Linked DNA regions of Homo sapiens: region 2 is linked to region 1. A link is a loop called in an ENCODE intact Hi-C map of the cell type or tissue named here. Cell type or tissue: IMR-90. All regions are shown on one strand. Region 1 overlaps CLEC16A (C-type lectin domain containing 16A). Region 2 overlaps CLEC16A (C-type lectin domain containing 16A).

Evidence for each region. A loop is a pair of places that touch in the nucleus more often than their neighbours do. Peaks named below come from ENCODE experiments on the same cell type or tissue, not always from the same donor. Only the 100,000 strongest peaks of a DNase experiment are listed, where the experiment ranks them.
Region 2: a loop joins it to region 1, with 3 times the contacts of the local background. A loop is called at or near these places in 7 of 110 quality-filtered maps.

What each region holds. Positions count from the first base shown.
Region 1 is chr16:11,097,326-11,102,325 of GRCh38, reverse strand. The region is part of intron 19 of CLEC16A (C-type lectin domain containing 16A); the gene reads right to left. Among named protein-coding and RNA genes, the nearest start is that of CLEC16A, 160 kb to the right of the region's middle. RefSeq lists an enhancer at 1,667-1,776. In IMR-90, a CTCF peak has its summit at 1,996; DNase peaks (open chromatin) are centred at 35 and 1,835; H3K27ac peaks cover 3,280 bases.
Region 2 is chr16:10,989,316-10,994,315 of GRCh38, reverse strand. All of the region lies in intron 10 of CLEC16A (C-type lectin domain containing 16A), which reads right to left. Among named protein-coding and RNA genes, the nearest start is that of CLEC16A, 47 kb to the right of the region's middle. In IMR-90, no CTCF peak of the experiment used is centred here; DNase peaks (open chromatin) are centred at 1,335, 1,935 and 2,395; H3K27ac peaks cover 4,039 bases.

The DNA of each region.
Region 1 (5,000 bases):
GTGTTCAAACTGATTACTAATAAACTTTGGGCAGCAGAGCAACATTCTGGAAGCATGTGATTTAAGTGAAACGCAATCTTATCAGCACAGCTGTGTGTAATACAATACCACACCCCCAATCAGATGGCCTTATTTAAACTACGTTTCAGCCATGGTAAAAATGGAGAATCTCAAACTATTTTTCCCTCTGAGTTTTTAATTCTTTTAAAAATGAACTAGGTGCGGTGGCTCACACCTATAATCCCAACACTTTGGGAGGCTGAGGTAGGCAGATTGCTCAAGCCCAAGAGTTTGAGACCAGCCTAGGCAACATGGCAAGACCGTGTCCCTACAAAAAAAAAAAAAAAAAGCAAAAATTATCTGGATGTGGTGGTGTGCACCTGTGGTCCCAGCTACTCGGGGGGCTGAGGTGGGAGGATCACTTGAGCCTAGGGAGGTCAAAGCTACAGTGACCATAATTGCATCACTGCACTCCAACTTGGGCAACAGAAGGATACCCTGTTTCAAAAAAAAAAGAAAAGAAAAGAAAAGAAAAAAATGAACTTGTACACGAACTACTTATGAAATTCATGAAGGGCAAAATAAAAAAGGGAGCTCCATTCATTCAAGAAACTTTTATGGAGTATCTTCTAGAACATTAGTTCTATGAGGGCAAGGATTTTTGTCATTTTTGTTCACTGCTCATGGCCAGGCACACGGTATGTGCTCACTAGACGTCTGTGGAGAGGAGGGATGCCTACCTTGGACATCCAAGGTGTTGGAGAGACAAGATAAAAGGCTCAGTCCCTGCTCTGTAGGACCTCACAGCCCAGTAGGGAGAAAACAGAATGAACAAGACACGCAGAGTGTGACACGCAGAGTGCGACAGTCAAGGACATGCAGGGAAGGGGCATGTACCATGGGCCAGAGGCAGGAGGGAACATGGTGAGTTTGGGAAACTCCTGTCCTTTGTTGGGGCTGGGATATGAGGAAGAGGGCAGTGAGGACTGTTGGGGGTGAGGCTGCGGAGGGTGGGGACCCATCAACAAGGGTGGCTTATTAAAGCCACACCTAGGACTATAAATAGTTGCCCAGGAACTGGGGACACTAGGAAGATCACTGCGAGAACTGAAGGTTTTTGCCTATCATTATTCAGTGAAATGTAACTCAGGCCCTTAATTGGAAGCTTATAATGAAGACCTGGACTGGAACTTAAAATATAACACGAACAAAGAGTTTACTAAGCATATTAAGAAAAAATAACATGACATTTGTTCCTTTATTTATTAATTCATCAAACAGTTACTGTGTATCTACTATGGGCCAAGCACAGTCCCAGGTACTAGGGCTGCAGGGCTGAAAATGAAGGTCTGGCCCTCACGCAGCCACAGTCTCAACAGACAGACCATAAAGCAGTAACTGAAAGAAATCTGTGAGTATAAACTGTACCAGCACAATGGAAAGGTATATTCAACCCGTTACAGACTTTGTTTAAAAGTTCATCTGCAAACCCTGCAAATAAACTCTTCAAAAGTTCCAGCCACTTGCAAACATATACCCATGCTAATTTCAGATACTAACAGTTACAGTGTAATATTTAATAAGCATCTGACACTGAGCTAAGCACTCAAAACCACCCAGCCCAGGCAGTACCATTATCTGCACATTACACATGAGAAAGCTGAGACCCTGAGAGGGTCAGTAACTGACTTGAGGTTGTGCTGCTAATGTTATCTTCCGGGAGGTCAATTCCCAGGACCCCAAGCAGGAAATGCCCAAGTGAGTCAGGTCCAAGTCCCTCCATGTGCTTGAAACCAAACCCCAATCTTGTAAAAAGATTCTCTGGGCCACACTAAGTTAGTGAAATCTGGACCAGAAGGGTAAACCACATTTGGCTGCCTGTGCTAAGAAAGAGATCAGCAGCTTTCACAGCAGGAGCAGGGGTGACTTCACTTTGGCCGGGCCGTGTGCATCACCGCCTTCAGCTGCTCTTGCTAATTTCTTGGCAGAGGAAATCCACCAGCAGGCGGAGAAAGGGAAAGGTGAAAGAGAGACAGGAGATTTTGGCAGGACCGTAGGAGGGCATGATAGGTGGTGAGAAAGCCCAGGCTCCAAATTGCTGAGTCCCCCGCAGTCTTACCTCCCTGTTAAGGAATGACTGGCTCTGAAACTCCTGCACCTTCTTCAGCTTGATGCACAGAGGCAAGTTCAGAGCTAGGAAGCCATGGATTGAATTTTTTTTAGGCAAAAGTTAAGAAAAGAGCTAGTCAGGCTGTCCAATAGTAAATAAGTGTGTCATAGGCAGAGCCACCGTGGTCAGACAGTTGGCAGGGGTGTAGAGCCTGTGTACCCAGTCAGCCGTGCCTCCAAACCCCAGGTGCAACTCTGGCTAGATAGGTAAGAATCACAATCCCCACTGTCTCTGCTTCCTGCCACATGCTGGACACTTAAACACAGCACAGGCTCTGGGCCTCTACTTTCCCATCTGTAAACAGGGGTGAAAACAGCACGTGGGTCCCAGGCAGGGAAGAATGAAAGCAGAGAGCAAGTGCCCAGTCCACACCTCTGTTACTGTTACCATCCTCACTTTGCCCCGTCCTCGCACCTGGGTGAGGAGGTAGCCACACAAATCTGGGCTTTCAGTTCCAGACGAGGACGCCTGGGCCCCAGCAGAGTTGACAGCATGCAGCCACACACTAGAAAGTGACGGAGCTGGGATCCTGAAAGACTCCAAACCCTTGCCTTTCTTGTTTCCTGATTTTACCCCACCTGCTAGACAGCGCTGCTGCCCAAAAGGACTTTCTGCATTGATGGAAATGTCCTACGACCATGCTGTCTAGTACAGAGCCACCACACATGTGGCTATTTGCATTTCAATTAAAATTAAATACAATTAAATATCCTTTTTCCGTTGTCTTGCTATCCACGACTGAGCACTTGAAATGTGGTGTGACAGTGGAACAGAAATGTTTAATTTTATTTAACCTTAATTTTCATTAATGTAGATTTAGACAGCCACAAGTGGCTACCGTGTTGGACAGCGAAGGGTTAGAGGGAAGAAAACGAGACCCTGTCCACTGTGTGGGACCGTGGGAAACAGCTCTGCTCCACGTCTGCCGATGAGCCGTGCATGAGAATGACCTGTCCTGGCAAACCCGGGTGGCATGAAGCAGCCTGGCCCAGGGCCTTGGAGCTCCCTGACCTGGAAGGAATGGGGCGCTCTGGCCACATGCACTCTTGGCTCACTCAGCCTGGGGGTTATGACTCCCATGCCTCACCTTAGCCGCCACGCTCTCTGCAGAGCACACAGAAAGCCCATTCCCACACAGCTGTCTCTCCGTGTCACAGAGCAAGTAGGTATGATCAATGGGCATGGGGTGCCACAGGTCTCACTGCTGGAAGGGATTCCTCATGGGTCACCTGCCTCCCTCCACCCTGGCCTCTGAGGATGAGCAGGGTCTGACCTGCTCACTGCCTGGGCATCTCTCTGTCCTGGCCCCCACATAGGACTGGGCCCAGTGGAGGGGTGGGAAAGGCTCTTGAACGAAGGAGTTGAAAAGTTACTCCCACACACAGCACTTGGGCGAGAATGTGCAGGCAACTGGAAAGGCTGAAGCTCACACACAGCGTCTTGGGAGAGATCCAGGGTTCCTCGAAGGGAGGCCCATTGGCAGCCTGGGGCACCCGGTACTGGGACAAAGTGCAGATTTTAGGACTCCAGCCCCACCAGGCTGGTTCTCAGGGTGCAGGGCCCTGGAGGGTCTATGGACAAGTGGTTTGGAGACTTGTCAGATCCCAAATACCATTATGGATGGCCACACTAACGCCCTCACGCTCAGCTCTTAGGAAGCCACAGCTGGGACCCCACGTCTCCTTACTGAAGAGGCTGACAGTTCTTGAAGGTGGAGGGGACTCAGCAGCAACACTAAACAGGCTGGGATGCAAATACCTGGTAGCAGTTTAGAAGAAAAGGCTACCTGCCACTTGGTCCCCTGTCCCTTTCTGCATCCTCGGCGTGCACAGGCACGCATTCTCAGTACACAGGCTCACATGGCCGTTCCTTGGAGATGGGGCTGAGCAGGATCTGACTTCTGTGTCTCCATCTTCTGGCTTTTCTGTTGAGGGGTGGGCACTGAGAACTCATTGTTTGCCACCATGCTAGTGCGTGCTGCAGAGGCCTCGGTTAATCCCTAGAGCGGTGGCTCCCAAACTCTACTGCATGTAGGATCACCTGGGATCACTGAAAACAGATGCTGGCTCCTGCCCCCAGACAGTCTGATTTAATTGGTGTGGGGTGTGACCTGGGCACCGGGCGCCTTAAAGCTCTCCAAGTGATTCTACCACACAGCCAAGTCTACATACCACTTGGCCTTGTGGCATCACTTGTGGGAGGCAGACCTCCCTACACCTGTCGCCCGTGGGCCAGCTGAGGAGACAAACCTGCCCAAGGTCATACCCTGAGCCAACACTGAAGTTGGTGGAGTCTGATCATAGGTTTGTGCTCCTGCTATTATAATGCAAGGAACTCACAGCCCATGGATAATTGAAAAACAAAGCAAAGCACAAAATCCTTTTCCTCATCACACTCTCAGACACTGGGGCAAGACGTTTCAGGCCATTCATAAAACAGACGTAAACCAATGGGGCCAAAAAGCTGCTGGATTTTTCACACACAGGGAAAGCTCACTGAAAAAACACCAGTAAATACGGAGGCTGTAATGCAACCCCAGGACTGATGGATTGCTCATAACATCCCCGGGAGTTAATTAGAACAGCCCTGAACTCAGTTCTGTGTCGGTGCTCCTTGCCATTAATGATTCAGGTAAAGAAGGAAGTAAAATAATAGGGCAGGGAAGGAAATTAATTGAACTAAGCTTTTTAAAAATATTTCTGATGCATCAAATTCTAATGAAAGATTAACACACACAATGGAAATATTAAAAGGCACTTACAGAGGCCCCCAAAACACAGAGAAAGAAACCTGTCAAGGGCGAGGGAGCTGATTAAATCTTTCAGATAAG
Region 2 (5,000 bases), 110 kb after region 1:
GAACCAAAGCCCAACATGCATGAAGAATGCACAGCTGCAACATCAGTGAGGCGATTTGACGGCACTGCCGAAATGTAAAGGAGAAAATGAATGCTATGGAGTGGGGAACATGCAAAGGTAGCAGGCCGCTTCCATTAACAAGGAGAACACGGCATTCTTCTCCATGAATTACCAGTTATCAAGTGTTGCAGCTGCAGAGGCGTAAAGCAAGGAAATGTCCATCTCTCAGGAATTGGAACAGACTCACAGCACTCACAGGCCTCTTGCAGCCGCGTGCTCAGCACTTGACGCTGAGATGAGGAGCAGGTAACGTCAAGATGGTGCTGCAATTTCCTCTTGGAAAGTGACCTCTGGCGTGTCACTAAGTCTGTAGGGGGCCAGCCTCCTCTCCCTTGCCTTCCCCATCCCAGGTCACCTTCTCTGTCCCTCTCAATGCCAAGCAGCATGTCTGGCACTGTCTCTGGCATTCAATCAAGAGGGAATGCTTGTGGGATGAATTAATTGCAAGATCATCACGAGCATTGAACAGGCCTCTTCAATCACACAAAATGAGGCATCTCACACTCCCTTACTAAACAATGACAAACCAAGCACTTATTTGGTATTTCTTTGGAAAGAGTATTTTACTATATTTTGAAAAAGATGAACTGTGAAACACTGGTTATTCTGTTACTCAGAACAGCCCAAAATGCTACACTGCCCTGACATCTCATGCCAAACTGGAAAACATAATTGCAAGTGGTGATAAAAAGACTTGGAATAGAAACAGTGTGAGATTTGGGGCTAGTCACCTGCAATCCCAAAGGAACAATCACGGAACCTTGGCTTCCTTATGGGGAGCGTGTGACAATAACACCACCTCGCTCTCTTTCATTATGAGCGTGAAATGAGATGTTCAATGAGACAAACAAGTAAGCTTGACTTCTTTTCTTTCTTTTTTAGACAGTCTCACTCTATTGCCCAGGCTGGAGTGCAGTGGTGTGATCATGGCTCACTGCAACCTCCGCCTCCCAGGCTCAAGAGATGGTCCCACCTCAGCCTCCTGAGTAGCTGGAATCACAGGTACGCATCATCACGCCCGGTTAATTTTTGTATTTTTTTGAAGAGACAGGGTCTTACCATGTTGTCTAGGCTGGCCTCAAGTGATCTGCCCACACCGGCCTCCCAAAGTGGTGGGATTACAGGCATGAACCACCAAGCCCAGCCAGGTTCATCTTCTATAAAACGAAAACCGTCCCTCTCTTCCACCAACCCAGGATATTTCTTGAATGCTGGCCTCTCTCCTGATCCCATATACACCCAACTCCTTCCCACAGAGGCCTCTGACTCACCATTTCTCATGTTTTGGCCACGCCCCCCGACCCAACCCCTCAACTCTCAGCAGGCCTAGCTCCCTGACCTCAGTTCTCAATATTAGGCTCCCTCCTTAGAGGGCTTCCCTCATCATACCTCCCAAAGTTGCTTCTATTTCCTTCCCATATCCAAATCTTAAATTTGTGAGGATGAGCTGGCTTACTGTCTATCCCCCACAAATAGATCATCAGGGAAGGGACAGATGTCTTGTTCATTCACAGCACCTGCCTGCAACTTGTAGGGGCTCAACAATTACTCGAGGCAGGGAGTGCACAAGGGTAAGTATGGCAGCCAGCCTCTGCCTCACAGATGGAGCACATTCTGCTCATGTCAGAAAATGACCCACCCAGAACTCAAGTGTCACCCAGCACAATATTATTTGAGTGAATAAAACCATTTAATGTTATCTTTTTCTTTTTTATTTTTTAATGGATGCATTATAATTGTACATGGTTATGGGGTACAATTTGATGTTTTAATATATGTGTACGTCATGTAATGATCACATCAGGGTACTTAGCATATCCATCGCCTCATGTATTTATCATTTCTTTGTGGTGAGAACATTCAAAACTCTGTCTTCCAGCATGATCTCACTTGTGGAATCTAAACAAAGTTGATCTCATAGAAGTAGAGAGGAGAACAGTGGTTACAGGAGACTGGGCAGGGAGGGGATGCAGGGATGCGGATGGGGAAGATGGGGAGAGGGTGGTCAACAGGTACAAAGTTCCAATTAGACAGGAGGAGTGAGATCTGGTGTTCTATTGCACAGAAGGGTGACTGTGGTTAACAGTAAGGTATTGTATTTTTTCTTCTCTTTGCCCATGAAACTAACAAATTTGTCCCCGTGCGTATCTGGAGGCTACCAGGAAGCTGTCCTGGGGCCAGGTTATAAGCAACCCAGCAAGTGGTCAGCAGGCAATCAATTTCAGGCCAGCCAGGATCTGCTACTCAACTGGCCTCAGAACTCTCTAGGGAAACTCCCACTCATTAATCACCTCCAGGGATGAGAGCTGCACTGCCCTCAGGCATGAAACGAATGACTCACACCACCAAGCCACTCTTGTGAACTCTGCTGGAATGCCCAGAAAGGGCAGGGGTCTCTGAGAAGTGAGCAAAATGCTCCCTTCTTGCTCAAGTGCAGCCCTCAGGCTCCCATCAGGCAAAGCATCCCGCAGCAAAACCAGTTTCAAGGACTCTGACACTGGCCAAGACCGGATGTCCACCGCTCATTAGAGATATGTGTTTGATTCCCGTACCGAGACTTGTCACATCAAGACAATCAACGTTGACTGCAGGAACCATGCTAGACATGGGGACACAAAGACGAAGAGGTTCCAGTCTCCTTCCACAGCAACTCCTGAGTCCTCCAATGGCACATAGGTGCCATGTCCCTTGGACACTTGTTCTCTCCAACCTCATCTCCTACTTCCCATCCCCTTGCCACATTGCCCTTTGCTGTTCCTCCAACACACTAGGCACCATCCCACCGCAGGGCCTTTGCACTGGCTGTTCTTTTTTTTTTTTTTTTTTTTTTTTGAGACGGAGTCTTGCTCTGTCGCCCAGGCTGGAGTGTAGTGGCATGATCTCGGCTCACTGCAAGCTCCGCCTCCCAGGTTCACGATGTTCTTTATGACCAAAATGCTCTTCCTCCAGATACCAACATGACTCACTCTCTTGCTTCCTTTGAGTCTGTGCTTCCACCTCACCTTCCCAACAAGGCCAACCCCAGCCACCTTACTGAGAACTGTAACACTCCAGCCTCCGAGCATTGCCCATGTCCATCCTCTGCTTCACTACTGTTTTCCCAGGGCTTCTCACATCTAACGTGCCCTGATGTTACTATTTGCTTTATTGTTCCTCTGTCTCTCTGCATGAGACCCAAGTTCCTGGAGGTCAAGGTTTTTGTTTTGCTCACTGGGTATATATCTCCAGGGCCTAGAACAGTGCCTGGCATACGGCAGATACCCAATAATTATCTGCTGAATATCTGAATAAATAATACTGACCTGGCTTCAGGTAACTCAAAATCAGGTTAAAAATCACAAATATCCGAAGAGGCTGGCCCACTCATGAAAACTAACAATGCCACAGGGGACAGAGGCCAGAAGTGGCATGTACCTCATTTGTCTGTCCTCACCCTCAATTTTCTGATTTTAATTGAAACCCAGAAGAAGTCACCAATGGCCCAACGCAATCAGAAAAGGTCCCCATTCTACATGGAGCTGCCTCCAGCCTTGTGGCTGCCCCAAGCCCATTCTGTGTCACACACTGCAGGACAGATATAGAAAAGCCAGCTAGGGTCTAAGTCACAAGGCTTCTTCCCCATCTGCCTCCTGCTCCCATCCCTGCCCACTGTGCCCACTCCATTGTTACCAATTGGCTTCTCCAGGATGTAGCAATGAAGGCACCTGCCCCTTCTCTGGCTAGCTGGCCCAAGGCCAAAACCCCGGGCCTTTGGTCACAGTCACCCGCGGCCCTGGCTAAAGCCTGCTCCCTTCTCAAGTACTAAGGGACATTGAGACCCTCCTCAGTTGTCCAGCCCACCTTCTGCCCCAGGAAACAGAGAGACGCAACTGTTTCTCAGACAACGATACGCTCCTTAGTACCGGACCTCATGTTGCACTCTGGATTTTGATTATATCAAATCCTCTTAAACATAGACCAGAGCTGCCACATTCAATACTTCGGTGGGCAAGAATGGCACCTCAGAGCCGTAACTGCAGTGAGGGATTAGGGGATAGACCTCAATGGCAAAGCCAAAAGGGAGAATATACACCAAGCTCTAATTCCCTTGTGGGAATGTCTGCAATGGGTCAATTAAGGCCCTTAATTTATAGAAGTCTATCTTTACCCTTTGATATTCACAATCAACCTTCTCCCAGAAGCCTATTAGCATTTTCAGGAAGAAGAATGTGCGCGCCTTGGAACCAGCACTGATTAGCTGGGGGATCATGAGTACAGTCAGGGTCACTAAAAGACTCAGGAACTCTAATCCTGGCCGGAAGGGGTGCTATCCTGCCTGATGCATTCAGCACACGGGAGACTCGGCTGACATCGGATACAAGTTTGAGTTGTAAAGAAAGCCCTGCAGCAGCGACCAGGGGAGCTAAGTCAACGATTAATGCTCTGAATCTGCAAACACACAACCCAGAGAAGCAAGGCTGCTACTTTCCTAGCCACTGGCTCCACACACCATATCCTGGGGGAGTATCCGGCTGGGCAGAGAGTCCTGCTACTAGAAGTGACAGGTGTCCAGAGATTCATCTGGAAACCATCCTAACTGCTAAACTGGTATCTACAGACAGACTGTCAATGTCCTTATGTGGAGATAAGCAAGCCTATTCTGCCCCAGAATCCTCAGACCCTGACTTCACAACCAGCCAACCATATGAACCCACATTAGCAGTTAAGTATTTATACTTTCCAGCTGGGTGTGATGGCTCATGCCTGTAATCCCAGCACTTTGCGAGGCCAAGGTGGGTGAATTGTTTGAGCCCAGGAGTTCGAGACCAGCTTGGGTAACACGGCGAAACCCCATCTCCACAAAACAAAAAAACAAAAAAAAACAAAAGTTATCTGGGCATGGTGGCATGTGCCTTTAGTCCCAGCTACTCAGGAGGCTGAGGTGGGAGGATCGTTTGACC